Linked DNA regions of Homo sapiens: all the other regions are linked to region 4. A link is a contact called in ENCODE Hi-C or POLR2A ChIA-PET data. All regions are on one chromosome and are shown on one strand. The core of a region is the stretch at or near the end of the contact, and the rest is flanking DNA. Distances in the headings are between cores, read along the strand shown. Region 1 holds the start of SLC61A1 (solute carrier family 61 member 1). Region 2 holds the start of HOXC-AS3 (HOXC cluster antisense RNA 3). Region 3 holds the start of RARG (retinoic acid receptor gamma). Region 4 holds the start of ATF7-NPFF (ATF7-NPFF readthrough).

Region 1 (3,503 bases), core at 413-2,912, 370 kb before region 4:
TTTCGCCATATTGGCCAGGCTAGTCTTGAACTCCTGACCTCATGATACGCCCGCCTCGGCCTCCCAAAGTGCTGGGATTACAGGTGTGAGCCACCGCGCCCAGCAATTTTTTGTATTATTAGTAGGCATGGGGTTTCGACATGTTGGCCAGACTGGTCTTAAATTCCTGGCCTCAAGTGATTCACCCACCTTGGCCTCTCAAAGTGTTGAGATTACAGGTGTGAGCCACCACACCTGGCCAAGATAGTAAATAAATAAACAAGGAAAATACATAGTGTACTGCAGAGTAAAAGCAGCAGAGAGAATAGAAAATTGGAAGGAAAGTAGGTAGATTACTGTGCTGGAGGTGGTGGTGTTGCTATTTTAAACAGGAGGGCCATGGAAGGCCCCTCTGATCAGGTGACATTTTTTAAAATTTTATTTTATTTTTTATTTTTTTGTGAGACAGAGTCTCGCTCTGTCACCCAGACTGGAGTGCAGTGGCGTGATCTTGGCTCACTGCAACCTCTGCCTCCCTGGTTCAAGCGATTCTCCTGCCTCAGCCTCCCGAGTAGGTGGGATTACAGGTGCCCACCACCATGCCTGGCTAATTTTTATATTTTTTTACTAGCGACGGGGTTTCACCATGTTGGCCAGGCTGATCTTGAACTCCTGACCTCAACTGATCGGCCTGCCTCAGCCTCCTAAACTGCTGGGATTACAGGAATGAGCCACCAGGCCCAGCCAAGATCAGGTGACATTTGAACAGAGAACTGGAGGAGGTGGGGGGGGGAACCACGTGGATATCTTGGAGAAGAACTGTACAGGGAACAGTGTGCAAAAGCCCTGGTGGTAGCCAACATAGATGGGAGGGAGAGGAGCAGGGGATGAAGTCAGAGGAGTGGCAGAGGGTCAGAGGACAGAGGGTCTTGTAGGCCATTATAAATACTTCGGCTTTTACCCTTAGTGAGATGGGAAGTCATTGGAGGCTCTTGAGGAGATGATACGGAAGCTGTAGAGAGGTTAAATAGTTTTTCCAAGGTAAAACAGCTTGTAAGTGGCAGAAGGTAGGGAATTAAGCTCCAAGGCTGAAGTTCTTAACCCCATGCTGCCACTGAACTTTAGCCTTCTTTATTTGGGCATTGCTATCCTGTGACTTCAAAGAAACTGGGACACTGGGAAGTTATGCGGCTTGCCCAAGGCCACACAGCTGGTAAGTGACAGGGGCAGGACTGCGCCTTAGTCTGTCTGCAGCCCGACTCCAAGTTCTTTACACCACACCGCCTCCCTCAGGTGTCTGGACCATACTGGCTTCTCTTGCATGGAGGTCACTGCAGTGGGAGAGGAGGCAAACCAAGGAGACCTTCTCGGCTTCGGGCAGCGGTGCTGTTCCTTAGGAAGCTCCAACCCTTGGCTCTACCGGACTGCGGGCATCTTTCCCGAGCACTGCACGGAAGAAAAGAAAATTGGCACTTATTTCAGGGTGGCCCCTCAGGCATCCAAGAGCCAGAGGAGCAGGTGTCACGGGATGGCAGCGAGCGAGGCCAGGCCAGGAGAAGCAACCGCAGCCTCCTATGGTCGCCCCTTCCCGACCCACCCCAGGCGTCAGGAGTTCCGCGCCCGGGTAAGGGAAGGAGGGCGGGCGGGCGGGGCGGGGCGGGGTTTTGGCGCCGCGCCCCCGTCACGTGATGAAGCCATCATGGCGGCGGCCAGAGGCCTGCCCGGCTCCCGGAAGCAGGCTGTGAGGGGCGGGAGCGCTGCTGGAACCCGAGCCGGAGCCGGAGCCACAGCGGGGAGGGTGGCCTGGCGGCCTGGAGCCGGACGTGTCCGGGGCGTCCCCGCAGACCGGGGCAGCAGGTGAGGCGGAGTCTGGGCGAGGTGCAAGTGGATGTGGCAGGGCTGGGCAGGGGCTAGGGGGCGCAGTGGGGTGCCAGTGACCTGGAGGAGTGGGCCTCTGAGATGCACACGCATGACCCTGAAGCAACTCGAGAGGCCTGCGCGGGTGGGAGGGATGCCCGGGACAGAGGATGAGACACTGAGGGCAAAAAGAGGCTCCGCAGCGAGGACGGGAGGTAATAGAAGGAAGTGTACGGGAGCTGCTGTGGGAAAGGGCAGTAGAATTTGCGGGAGCGGGATTATTGAAAGGGACTCCCTCTTCACAGGCAAGGATGGGTTGAGTGCCCAGTCCTCTCCCCTGTCTTCTTACCCCTCCCTGCCCCACAGTGTCCTAGGAGACAGCTTTGGCGTGGCCACTCCTCCCACCCACCCAACTGGTCCCTCCGGTCTGAGATCTTGGGGAGTGGAGTTGGCAGCGGGGTTGGGTGGAGCTGCCATCTGCTTAAGACAGCCCCTTGACCGTGCTGCCCGAAGGATGGATATGGCTCTGACTCCCACCTCTCTTCCCAGGTCGTCCGGGGGCCCACCATGCTGGTGACTGCCTACCTTGCTTTTGTAGGCCTCCTGGCCTCCTGCCTGGGGCTGGAACTGTCAAGATGCCGGGCTAAACCCCCTGGAAGGGCCTGCAGCAATCCCTCCTTCCTTCGGTTTCAACTGGACTTCTATCAGGTCTACTTCCTGGCCCTGGCAGCTGATTGGCTTCAGGCCCCCTACCTCTATAAACTCTACCAGCATTACTACTTCCTGGAAGGTCAAATTGCCATCCTCTATGTCTGTGGCCTTGCCTCTACAGTCCTCTTTGGCCTAGTGGCCTCCTCCCTTGTGGATTGGCTGGGTCGCAAGAATTCTTGTGTCCTCTTCTCCCTGACTTACTCACTATGCTGCTTAACCAAACTCTCTCAAGACTACTTTGTGCTGCTAGTGGGGCGAGCACTTGGTGGGCTGTCCACAGCCCTGCTCTTCTCAGCCTTCGAGGCCTGGTATATCCATGAGCACGTGGAACGGCATGACTTCCCTGCTGAGTGGATCCCAGCTACCTTTGCTCGAGCTGCCTTCTGGAACCATGTGCTGGCTGTAGTGGCAGGTGTGGCAGCTGAGGCTGTAGCCAGCTGGATAGGGCTGGGGCCTGTAGCGCCCTTTGTGGCTGCCATCCCTCTCCTGGCTCTGGCAGGGGCCTTGGCCCTTCGAAACTGGGGGGAGAACTATGACCGGCAGCGTGCCTTCTCAAGGACCTGTGCTGGAGGCCTGCGCTGCCTCCTGTCGGACCGCCGCGTGCTGCTGTTGGGCACCATACAAGCTCTATTTGAGAGTGTCATCTTCATCTTTGTCTTCCTCTGGACACCTGTGCTGGACCCACACGGGGCCCCTCTGGGCATTATCTTCTCCAGCTTCATGGCAGCCAGCCTGCTTGGCTCTTCCCTGTACCGTATCGCCACCTCCAAGAGGTACCACCTTCAGCCCATGCACCTGCTGTCCCTTGCTGTGCTCATCGTCGTCTTCTCTCTCTTCATGTTGACTTTCTCTACCAGCCCAGGCCAGGAGAGTCCGGTGGAGTCCTTCATAGCCTTTCTACTTATTGAGTTGGCTTGTGGATTATACTTTCCCAGCATGAGCTTCCTACGGAGAAA
Region 2 (3,326 bases), core at 625-3,124, 360 kb after region 4:
ATGGGGAAATTCGGCGGATTTCTTTCTGCGGTCTTCTAGCCGCAGCGGGCTTGGGCCTCCTTAGAAACGGTCTAGCCTCCTCACTCCTCCACTCCAGGGCGCTGGGCTCCAGTCCTTTCCCCGCCAAACTCCAGCCCTTCGGAAAGTCTGAACCCTAGGCTCTGTCCAAGGAAAAATGTGGGGCGACAGGAAAGACAAGTTGTTCTCCAGATTCCGTTTCCTGAGGAAGGGGTGGAGAGTTTAGTTCGCTTTGGAAGAAGGCGATGGAGAAACGGAAATAACTGTTTGAAACATACGGTTCCCCTTATTTCTTCCTTTTATTTAAAAACAACCACAAAAATAGACTGGTCTGTCTTCTTTCAAACATGCTCCCAGCCCGTGCGCTCTGTAAAGGACGCTTCTCTGGGTCGGGTTTTGTTGCGTCTTGTGTGCTGGTTTCCCGTGTGATACGTGACTCCTCCAAACTGACCGAGGCTCCGCAGGTTCCCTCTTTCTTTCCCGGAATATTCCCTGTTTTAGCGGGGGCAAGGTCAAGCGGAAAGCGAGGACCGCCAGGGCCTGAAGTAAAGCAGCAGAACCGGCTCCAAGGCCAAAGCCTTGTGGGCCCCTGAGATGGTGACCCAGGAGCCGCCCACCCTGCCAGGCCCAGGCCACAGCTCTCGGGTCGGGGATCGGGTGCCTCTGGTCTCTGGCTTCCTCTTTCCCCTACCCCGCGTCCATTCGGAACCTCCTTTTCCGAGCAGCCATGAAGTGACCGTGACCCCCTCCCTGGCCCACCCTAGAGGCTGGAGATTCCCAGTCAACCCCCACAGGAAACTTGCAACTCCAGCGCCGCGGCCCCCAAGCTTCCAGCCCCGAGGGCCAAGCCCGGGGAAAAGAGGAGGCGGGAGAGCAGAAACTTTAGTCCTGTTTGGTATTCCTTAACTTTTTTTCCCCTTTCTCTGCTCATCAGATCCCCCCAAACCCCCCCCCCCACAAACCTCACCCCACTCCCATCCCCAAGGTAAGAAGTGGGAGTCGGGTCCGGGGATATGGAAAGGGGAGATGAAGAGTGGGGAGAAGTACCTGATTCGTGTCTCGACCTTTTAATTTGAATTTGACTGTTTTGAGCCCCGGGTTGCCTCGCTCTCTCCCTCTCTCCCGCATTTCCCCCCTCTCCGCCCCCTTCTCCCCAGGAGTTACAGGCTGGTTACTGGATAAACAAACCCCACTCTTCCTAGAACCCCCACCCCCACCCCCACCCCCCTCCACCCCTCTACCTCCCCTGCCGCCCGGGGGGCGCTTCCTTTGTTCGCGGGGAAGGGCTCCGGTGCCCCTACCCCGAGGCAGCTGCTAGATGGCGCTGTTACTCCACTCTGCGCGCTCCGCCTGCCGACAACTTGACCCCGCTGACGTCACGGCCGTCTGAATCATCAAGGCCATTTTCAAATCCCATTGGTCTAGCCGTCACATGGTGAGAACCGAATGCGCGGATAATTACGGAGCTGATATTTCCCCCCCTCCCCTTCTTTTTCCTCCCTCCCCTCCAACCGCGCCCCCCCTCCCGGATGGGGAAAAAAAAAGATGTCAGCTCCTCCGCTGTAGTATTGCTCCTTAAAAACCCCTCTCTCTGAAAATGACATGCCCTCGCAATGTAACTCCGAACTCGTACGCGGAGCCCTTGGCTGCGCCCGGCGGAGGAGAGCGCTATAGCCGGAGCGCAGGCATGTATATGCAGTCTGGGAGTGACTTCAATTGCGGGGTGATGAGGGGCTGCGGGCTCGCGCCCTCGCTCTCCAAGAGGGACGAGGGCAGCAGCCCCAGCCTCGCCCTCAACACCTATCCGTCCTACCTCTCGCAGCTGGACTCCTGGGGCGACCCCAAAGCCGCCTATCGCCTGGAACAACCTGTTGGCAGGCCGCTGTCCTCCTGCTCCTACCCACCTAGTGTCAAGGAGGAGAATGTCTGCTGCATGTACAGCGCAGAGAAGCGGGCGAAAAGTGGCCCCGAGGCAGCTCTCTACTCCCACCCCTTGCCGGAGTCCTGCCTTGGGGAGCACGAGGTACCCGTGCCCAGCTACTACCGCGCCAGCCCGAGCTACTCCGCGCTGGACAAGACGCCCCACTGTTCTGGGGCCAACGACTTCGAAGCCCCTTTCGAGCAGCGGGCCAGTCTCAACCCGCGCGCCGAACATCTGGAATCGCCTCAGCTGGGGGGCAAAGTGAGTTTCCCTGAGACCCCCAAGTCCGACAGCCAGACCCCCAGCCCCAATGAAATCAAGACGGAGCAGAGCCTGGCGGGCCCTAAAGGGAGCCCCTCGGAGAGCGAAAAGGAGAGGGCCAAAGCTGCCGACTCCAGCCCAGACACCTCGGATAACGAAGCGAAAGGTAAGGCCGCCTGGGCCGCGGGCGCCACTGGGACGTTCCGGCACTTGGTCTTCGCGGCCGGGGAGGGGGGCAGGGGAGAGGGTTGGGCCCAGGAGGCCCCAGACCATTTCGGGAATGCGACCCTGGCTTTCGACTAGCGTCCGCTGAGCTCCAGGCTGGTGGCGCGTCACTTAGCTGGGGAAGGTAAGCGGCGACGTGGAGGTGTCGGCCCTGCCCCGGCCATGGGTGCTAAGGCGGGGGCGGTGCGCACCGCGGGCCGCCTGCAGGCGCAGTGTGCTGCACCGGACGGGTGGCTGCTCCCAGGCGCGTGCTGGCTGTGGTTTGCTTTCTCAATGCTGGTGTCCTGGGGAGCTGACGTCCCCCAGCTCAGGTCAGGGGCTTGCAAAAAGCCTAAAATGGCGATCTTGGGCCAGGGACTAGGGAAGGCTGGGGAGATGGGGGGAGTTCTCTTTACTGCGTTTTCCCAGTTGAAAATTGTTTCCTGCGAAACGCGATTTGTTGTTTGTGGGTCTGATTTGTGCGTGCGGCTTGGGCTCCTGCGGCTTTTGGCTCGGCCGGGGGCCTTGGGCAGCGAGGCTGGAGCCGGAAGAGGTGGAGGTGAAGGGCTGCCCGCCACGTCCCTCCCTCCTCCAGATGCCTGGCTTGGATGGCGTTGGAACAGGGCATTTGGAATGTTGTAAGTTTTCTGTTTCCTCTTTTAATTTTTTCTTTTCCATTTTTTTCTAGTTAAATTATCTTTTTTCATTGGTTTCCAAAAGCAGCTTACAAATGAGTGGTTGGGAAATTTCTGTGTGCGTGGCAAGAGGTTTTCTCCTGAAAGGGAATGTGGCTTTGGTTGGATTTCACTGTAATTTTGGTTGAGAGAAAGCCCAGCCAGAGTTCAAGCTCAGGGTTCAAGATTCATTTCTGCTGTAGGAGCTGGGGGCCTTCGGGATCTTTCTCTGATACTTGGGGAAAGAA
Region 3 (3,334 bases), core at 170-2,669, 390 kb before region 4:
TGGGGGGGCGTGCCCCATGCTGCCTACTAGGCTGTAGGCCACAGTGCGTGTGTGTGTGTGTGTGTGTGTGTGTGTGTGTGTGTGTGTGTGTGTATGTCTGTCTATATGGGATACCCAAGCTCCAGGCTCCCTGCACACACTACCCCCACTCCCCTGTCTTCTCTCTACTTGCCTCAAGGATATGAGATGCTGGCTATGGTCCTTGACCCCAACTCAGCATCTGACCCTAAGGGCAGAAGCCTCAGACTTGAGGATTGGGATTCCAGCTGCCCAGGACCAGAGCCCTAAAGCGGGACAGTCATCTCAGTTTCTTGCCCTGAAGACCTCCTACTCAGGCTCCCCTGCCCCCACCACCACTAACAACCAAGCATCTTCTTACCCGCTGGCCGCCTGCAGAGACTGGCTTCTACATACTGGGTCAGGTTGAGGGAACTGGGCCGTAGCTGCTAAAGACAGAGAGGCAGCGTCAGTGGAACTCTGGGACCAGCACTCCTGGGTCCCTGTCCCGGTCTTCCTGCTCTTTCTTTGTTCCATTTGGGCTTCCCTCAAGAATACTCCAGAGGTGCCCCCCACCTTGGCTGGAGGGAGCCAAGGCTCGCACCTGGGCTGGGAACGTGTGGGAGGGAATCCAGCGCTTCAAGGAAAGTTCACAGATCCCTATCCTATGCACCAGTCCTTCGGAACTCCTGGACGCGGAGGGCCAGGCTCACTTGCCTCTGGACGTTTTCCTTGCCTTCTGATGTCCAAGCTGTCCCATTCCACTGGGGAGGGAGGAACTTGGACCAGCATGGAACATCAAATCTACCCCTCAGAGCCCGGGGGTAAGGGGGTGGTAGTCTTTCCCCGCGAGAGGAAACCCTGTCTTCTCTCACATTCCCAGCACAAAAATATAAGGAGGAATGCCCCCTGGCTGAAGACTTCCCCAAATGCTGTCCTCTGCTATGCACCAAAATGAAGGGCAGATGACCCAGCCCATCCTCAGCCTGTTAAAATCTTCCCCATTCCCTTCCCACAGCAGGACTGGCCTGGGTCGGGGCAAGAAGCCCCCCTCAAGCCCGGCGGCCAGCCTGGCCAGCCTCGGGAGGGCATTCGCCCGTGCAGCTCCTCCGCGCCCCCTCCCCCAGCCGCCTCGCCGGAGGACCCAGGCGACGGGGCGGGCGAGCCTGCTTCCCCGCCTGACTCACCTGGAGTGGGAGGGGGAAGGGAGGCGGCGGAGCCCCGAGGTCCCGGCGTCGGGCAGTCTCTTGGATGGAGCGTCGCAATGTCCGGGGCTCGCCGTACTGGGGGGCTCCTGGGGGGGCACGGCTCTAGGCTGGGACTGTCCCGGGGCCTCTCGGAGCCCGCCCGCCCACGTGACCGCCCCAAAATATCCGACACATTTTCTCCCAAACCGCACACTGACTCTGCAGGCGGGGACACGGAAAATATTTTCTTTCTTTTTCTCCCTCCCCACCCCCCCCCCAACCTCCCTCCCTGCCCAACTCCCTCCTCCCCCTCCCGCCCTCGCTCCTCCCTCCCCTGCCTGCCCCTGCCCGGCTCCCTCCTCTGTGCCCTGGGGCTGGGGGGCGGAGGGATGGGTGGGCGGGAGGGGGACTGGGCGGGGCGGCCCGGGACGCCTGGGTCTCTGCCCTTCCCATTTGCTAGGCTTCCGTGACTCCATCCTCTGGGAGGCCGGGCACGGCTGGCAGAGGAGGTCAGTGTCCTGGCCCCGTGATGCCAACCTTTTCTCTCTGGCACTTTTCTCCTTTCTGCCTTTTGGGGGGACTAGTTGAGTTGTCTGTGGCCAGGCTGTGACTCTTGCGAGGCCAGTCTCTGGCGCCTCCCCAGGGTAGGCAATGGGGCGGTACCCACTCCCTCCCAGTGCTGGATTGGCCGGGCAGGAGTATGCCAGATCTAGAATAGATGCTCCTGCCCTTACTCTTTGCTCAGCCTTCACCTGCAGATCCAAGTAGCCTCTCCCTTCCCCTAGCCCACCTCAGTCCTTTGGTCCCAGGAGCAAACTGGTTGACTAGTGGCTGTTGCTGGGGGTGCTGAGGCCAGGGCTCACAGACATCTTCCCTGTCATCTTGCCTGGAGTAAGCTCCAGGAGTTAGGGCGCCTGGGTCCCTGGCTGCCAGTTGTCCCCCACCTTTAGGCCTGGATTTGGAAGGGGAGAGGCTGGAGAGGAGGGCAGGAGGAACTGTGGCTGGGAGTGGGAGGAGCCTTGGGCTGGGTGTGAGAGAGAAAGCCCAGGCAGAGGGTGTGTGTCTGCCCTAGCCAGCACCGGCCTGCCTGCCTGCCTGCCTGGTAGATGTGCCATGAATGCTGTTGACTCCGGGTGTGTGTGTGTGTGCGTGTGTGTGTGTGTGTGTCTGTGCAAGCGCGTGCGCATGCCAGTGCCGAGAGTGAGTGTCTGTGTCTGATGGGGGCATTATCTGCTTCAACATAGACAGACTCTCAACCCTAGAGTGAGAGAACCCAGTGGTTTCACTCTGCATTCTACTGAGGACAGAGGGAGAGAAAAGAATGGGTCTGCAGTCCAAGCTCTGTGCACGGATCCCAAACACTCCCATGGGGACTGGAGTTGGGAGGGAGAAAGAGGAGAAGGGGAGAGTCTGAGCTAGGCTGATAGGCTGGACAGACATACCCAAAGTACCTTCCCCAGCAATGCTCGCAGGGTGACCAGGACCTGGGACACAGACTCCTGGGTCACGTCACATTTTCCATACTGGAATTACTTGGCTTTGTCCTTGCTCCCCCCTGGGGGCCAGGTGTCCTCCCTCCTGGGAAAGGCTGCTTTTGGTAGCCAAAGTCAGGTGAAGGAGATGGGGGAAAGAAGAGGCATGCTGTGGTTACCTCAGGGAATGGGAGATGGCAATGGGGGTGCAGACAAGCCCTCTCTTTCACTCCAGGGATAGGAAGAGCTAGGAATAGATACTCCAGGGTCCCGTCCCCAGGTGGCCTAGCTGCTGTTGACTTTGCTTGGTTACCCTGGGAGCAGCTCTCAGCAGTGTGGGAGGGGCGGGTGTCAGGGAGTTGGACCCAGGCGTCCAGGCTGGGGTGGGATGGCGCCCCGCCTGTGTGGCAGGGCTCCTGCCAAGAGGCTGCAAAGTTAACCCCTCCTGCCCTGCCCTAGTGGTGGCTGGTGGGAGGAGGGCGGGCCCAGTTGTGGTTTGGGAATGTGGCCCTAATTTCCCCCTCCCCCTTCCAGCACATCTGTACTTGGTTTACAGTGAATGAGCCTCCTGTCCTCATGAACCAGGCAAGGGCACCACTCCCTCCTTGGCCAGGCATTCTGACACAGAACCAGGCACCACCCGTGACACTCTCCTCTCCCTGCTGAGTATCATCTCTC
Region 4 (3,496 bases), core at 455-2,954:
TTTGATTTCCCCAGCCCTTGGCCTAAGATATTATGACATAGCTTTAGTTTCTGAGTCTGGACACAAAGGAAAAAACTGAACATTTTTCACTTTCCTGAAATAACATGTCTATTTTATTTACACTATTTAAAAACACATTATGTAAGTTAACTAAAACAAACTGCAACCACCCATTCGACAACTCTTCGAGAATGACTGGGGAAGCCACATTTAACAAAACAAACTTCATTTTAGTATATTTCTGCTTAGAATGCCCATAAAGACTGATATCGCTACAAGAATTACACTACTGCAAAATTTTTAAACACAGGACTCATGTGAGCTTGCTGAGAAAACTCTGCACACCCCCTACACACCTGTACTTAATATGACATGACCCTCAGAGATACTAAAACACCCTCTGTTAAGCAGAAAACAAACTTTTAAAGTTAGGAAAGTAGCAACGCGGGAATCTGGGTAGGAGGTGCCCTGGGTTGTAAACACCCCAGTCAGAGAACATAACAAGCAATTCAGAGCAACATATTAAGTCCCTATGGGGCTCCAACTTGGACTGCTTAAGTCCCAAGACCACATCCTGGTGTCTGGGAAGAGTTTGGGTAATAGAAGAGAGGGAGAAGGAAAATCAGAGAAGCGATGAAAGCGTTCTATTTTTCTCCTTCTCAACCCCCATCCCAGCATCTTGGAGGCTGGTCACCAGTCTGGGTGCCATATCCACCAGAAGCCCTAAATCAATATCCCAACCACCTGATACCTAGGCTAAAGACATGTGTATATCAGCCATCTCCTTCCCAAACACCTCTTATCGCTCTCAAGGCTCATATCCTTCCAGAAGCCATGCCTTATGGCGACTCAGCTCACCCATACTGTCCTCTTAAATTAATTCACTTAATTTTCTCCAAATCCATACTTTCTCTCTGATATCATGTCCCTGATGTTCTTTTAATTAATTCAATCAAAATGCCATGACCCTCATTTCCAATAATCCACCCCATCTATCTTTTCTGCCAAACCCAACGGGGTGTTGTGTCACCAGATCAAGATCTTTGTTCTCATCTACTCATTCCTACCTCCTTCCTATTACCCTTTTCCAATTCCAAGCTCCTAATCCCACTCTTTGGGAAGCCCTGGGTTTCTAACTTAGTTTAGTATCCCTCCTCTTTCTCCCATTCCACCCCATCCCATGATCCTTCCATTAGGCTCCACTAGACTACCCTTCCCTCAGGATTCAATTCCCCTCTCCTTGCCACGCCCTGTGCCCCCCGGGGCTACTTACACCAAGTTCTCCCCACACTTCAAGCCTCTGGCCCCGCCTTCCCCCCAAAGGAAGGAGGCGGGAGTAGGGAGAGAAGGGCGGCGCTCGGCAACGTAAAAGCGATCTCCCATTAGCGCTCATCGCCGCCAATCGAGGCTTCCTTCTCTCCCATTGGTCGGCTTTGGCCTATGCCCCACCCTCTTCCTCAGACAGGGCCCGGCCACCGCCTCAGCGCCCCCGTCCAACACAGACTGGGAGGGGAGACCCCAGCCTGGAACGCTGGGACTGGCCAGAGTTGAAAGGGAGACTCCCGTCAGATCATGGACTAGCTAATGTTAAAAGGACTTACCGGCTGGTAGCTCCGTTGCCTCCCGCCTGCCCGCGCTCGGTCCTACAATCTGTCTCCAGCTCCTCCTTTCCCCCCTTGGCGGAACGGATACTTTCCTCCCGTCCGGCCAGGCGCGCTCAACTCTCGCGAGAAGTCATGGGTCCGCGGGGGAAGGGCGAGATCCGTGGGGGCTGAGTTGGAAAGCGGCCGAGAGGCGGGGGCTCCGGGAAAAGAAGGGGCCGGGCTTACTGTGGGCAGGGCTGGGGAGGGAGACTGAGCGAGTACTGTCCACACAGGTCACACGTGTTCGGCTGCAGAATCTAGCGGGAGAAAGAAAGGAAAAAGGAGAGAGGATCTTTACAGGTGCCTGTAGTGGTGGTTACTACTATCTTTCAGAGTCATCGCTTCCTTAACGGCAAAGTAATTTAAAATACCCTTAGCGCTAGAAATGAAGTCCATGTACGGACAAAGCAATCCACCCGCACAGCAATTCTAACACTACCATTTTACTAGCCCTATTGCCTTGGGTGAAAACCTTCTCTGAGTCTCTGTACAATGGGACTAACAATCTCATTTTATTCAAATAGTTGTAATGATCAAATGAGATACATGAAACTGCTTGGGGATTTTTTAAAATCACTATATTATTCAGCAAATATTTTCACAAAACGTAGGGCATACTACATGCAAAGCATTGTTCTGCAGTCGAATGCTCTATCCCTGAGCTATACCCCCCGTGCAAAGCATTGTTCTAAGCATGGGGTTAAGGAGTTACCAACCCAGGTAGAATTTATATTTGAGTGAGGAAGGGGAGACAGTTAAAAAGCCAATAAACACAAATATTTCAAATAGTGAAAAGCGCTTCAGGATAGTGAGACAGAAGGTGACTAGGAGTGGGGAAGAAGCTTTACTCCTAGTGTTTGAGAGAAGACCTCTTTGAGGAAGTAACACACCAGGAGTTGAATTATGACCTGGGAAGATTTCGGGGGAAATATCAAATGCAAAGTCTATAGTCTTACATTTATATGTCTTGTTCAAGACAAACCAGGAAAAGAAAAAAGAAAAACAAAAAACAGGCTGGGTGCAGTGGCTCACGTCTGTAATCCCAACACTGCTAGGCCGAGGCAAGAGGATCGCCTGAGCCCAGGAATTTGAGACCAGCCTGGGCAACATGGCGAAAACTCAGCTCTACGAAAAAATATAAAATTAGCCGGGCATGGTGGCCTGCACCTGTAGTAGCTATTCGGGGGGCTAAGTGGGAAGATCGCTTGAGCCCAGGAGGTTGAGGTGGCAGTGAGCCCACATCAGGCCACTGCACTCCAGCCTGGACAACAGAGTGAAACCCTGTCTCGATAAATAAATAAAATAAATAATTTTCTTAAAATTTAACGAATTGTAGTTGACTTAAAATATTATCTATGGAATCTCTGTTCTCTCCTTTTGCAGCTTTATGTTACTCAGCTTTCTGAACTTTCTGTCTAGCATCTCATCTATCCTCACAGCACCCTCTGAGAGGTAGGAAGAATCTGGGTGATTTCTCCCTAGATACCTAAAATGAAACAGATGTAAAATCTTTCTTTCTTATGTAGTGAATTGAGAAAAGTTGAGAGGAGTCTTGGCTTCCAAACTATTCTCCCCTAAAACAATTCCTACTTAAAAGAATACAGTGATGGAAACATACCTTAAATATATAAGAAAAATTTGTATGTTGGCCGGGCGCAGTGGCTCACGCCTGTAAATCCCAGCTACTCAGGAGGCCGAGGCAAGAGAATCACTTGAACCTGGAAAGCGGAGGTTGCAGTGAGCCAAGATCCCGCCATTGCACTCCAGCCTGGGCAACAACAGCGAAACTCCGTGTCAAAATAAATAAATAAATAAATAAATAAATAAATAAATAAAAATAAAATCAGAGGGAA

What was found. A loop is a pair of places that touch in the nucleus more often than their neighbours do. ChIA-PET counts read pairs that join two places held with the same protein, here RNA polymerase II (POLR2A). Pooled maps may share reads with other maps.
Region 1: a loop to region 4 is called in a pooled map, with 5 times the contacts of the local background. The contact joins the promoter of SLC61A1 here to the promoter of ATF7-NPFF in region 4. A Hi-C loop is called at or near these places in 6 of 50 pooled maps. POLR2A ChIA-PET finds 5 or more read pairs at or near these places in 2 of 52 experiments (activated CD4-positive, alpha-beta T cell and activated CD4-positive, alpha-beta memory T cell).
Region 2: a loop to region 4 is called in a pooled map, with 4 times the contacts of the local background. The contact joins the promoter of HOXC-AS3 here to the promoter of ATF7-NPFF in region 4. A Hi-C loop is called at or near these places in 1 of 50 pooled maps. POLR2A ChIA-PET finds 5 or more read pairs at or near these places in 2 of 52 experiments (MCF 10A and WTC11).
Region 3: a loop to region 4 is called in a pooled map, with 7 times the contacts of the local background. The contact joins the promoter of RARG here to the promoter of ATF7-NPFF in region 4. A Hi-C loop is called at or near these places in 1 of 37 single-sample maps with no recorded cell type and 8 of 50 pooled maps. POLR2A ChIA-PET finds 5 or more read pairs at or near these places in 3 of 52 experiments (GM12878, activated CD4-positive, alpha-beta T cell and activated CD8-positive, alpha-beta memory T cell).

Annotation. Positions count from the first base shown.
Region 1 is chr12:53,250,433-53,253,935 of GRCh38, forward strand. It overlaps SLC61A1 (solute carrier family 61 member 1), which reads left to right and starts at 1,663. Exons shown (of 2, transcript NM_032889.5): 1 at 1,663-1,836; 2 at 2,386-3,503. The coding sequence starts at 2,404. RefSeq lists enhancers at 1,326-1,375, 1,509-2,180 and silencers at 1,646-1,925, 1,936-1,985.
Region 2 is chr12:53,983,645-53,986,970 of GRCh38, forward strand. It overlaps HOXC-AS3 (HOXC cluster antisense RNA 3), which reads right to left and starts at 1,875. Exons shown (of 3, transcript NR_047506.1): 1 at 1,832-1,875; 2 at 1,320-1,439; 3 at 307-510. It overlaps HOXC10 (homeobox C10), which reads left to right and starts at 1,502. Exons shown (of 2, transcript NM_017409.4): 1 at 1,502-2,366. The coding sequence starts at 1,616. RefSeq lists an enhancer at 2,286-3,166 and a silencer at 2,651-2,700.
Region 3 is chr12:53,230,790-53,234,123 of GRCh38, forward strand. RARG (retinoic acid receptor gamma) reads right to left here and starts at 1,420. Exons shown (of 10, transcript NM_000966.6): 1 at 1,185-1,420; 2 at 380-446. RefSeq lists silencers at 1,106-1,235, 1,556-1,605.
Region 4 is chr12:53,624,678-53,628,173 of GRCh38, forward strand. It overlaps ATF7-NPFF (ATF7-NPFF readthrough), which reads right to left and starts at 1,705. Exons shown (of 15, transcript NR_159377.1): 1 at 1,602-1,705. It overlaps ATF7 (activating transcription factor 7), which reads right to left and starts at 1,705. Exons shown (of 12, transcript NM_006856.3): 1 at 1,602-1,705. RefSeq lists an enhancer at 1,562-1,631.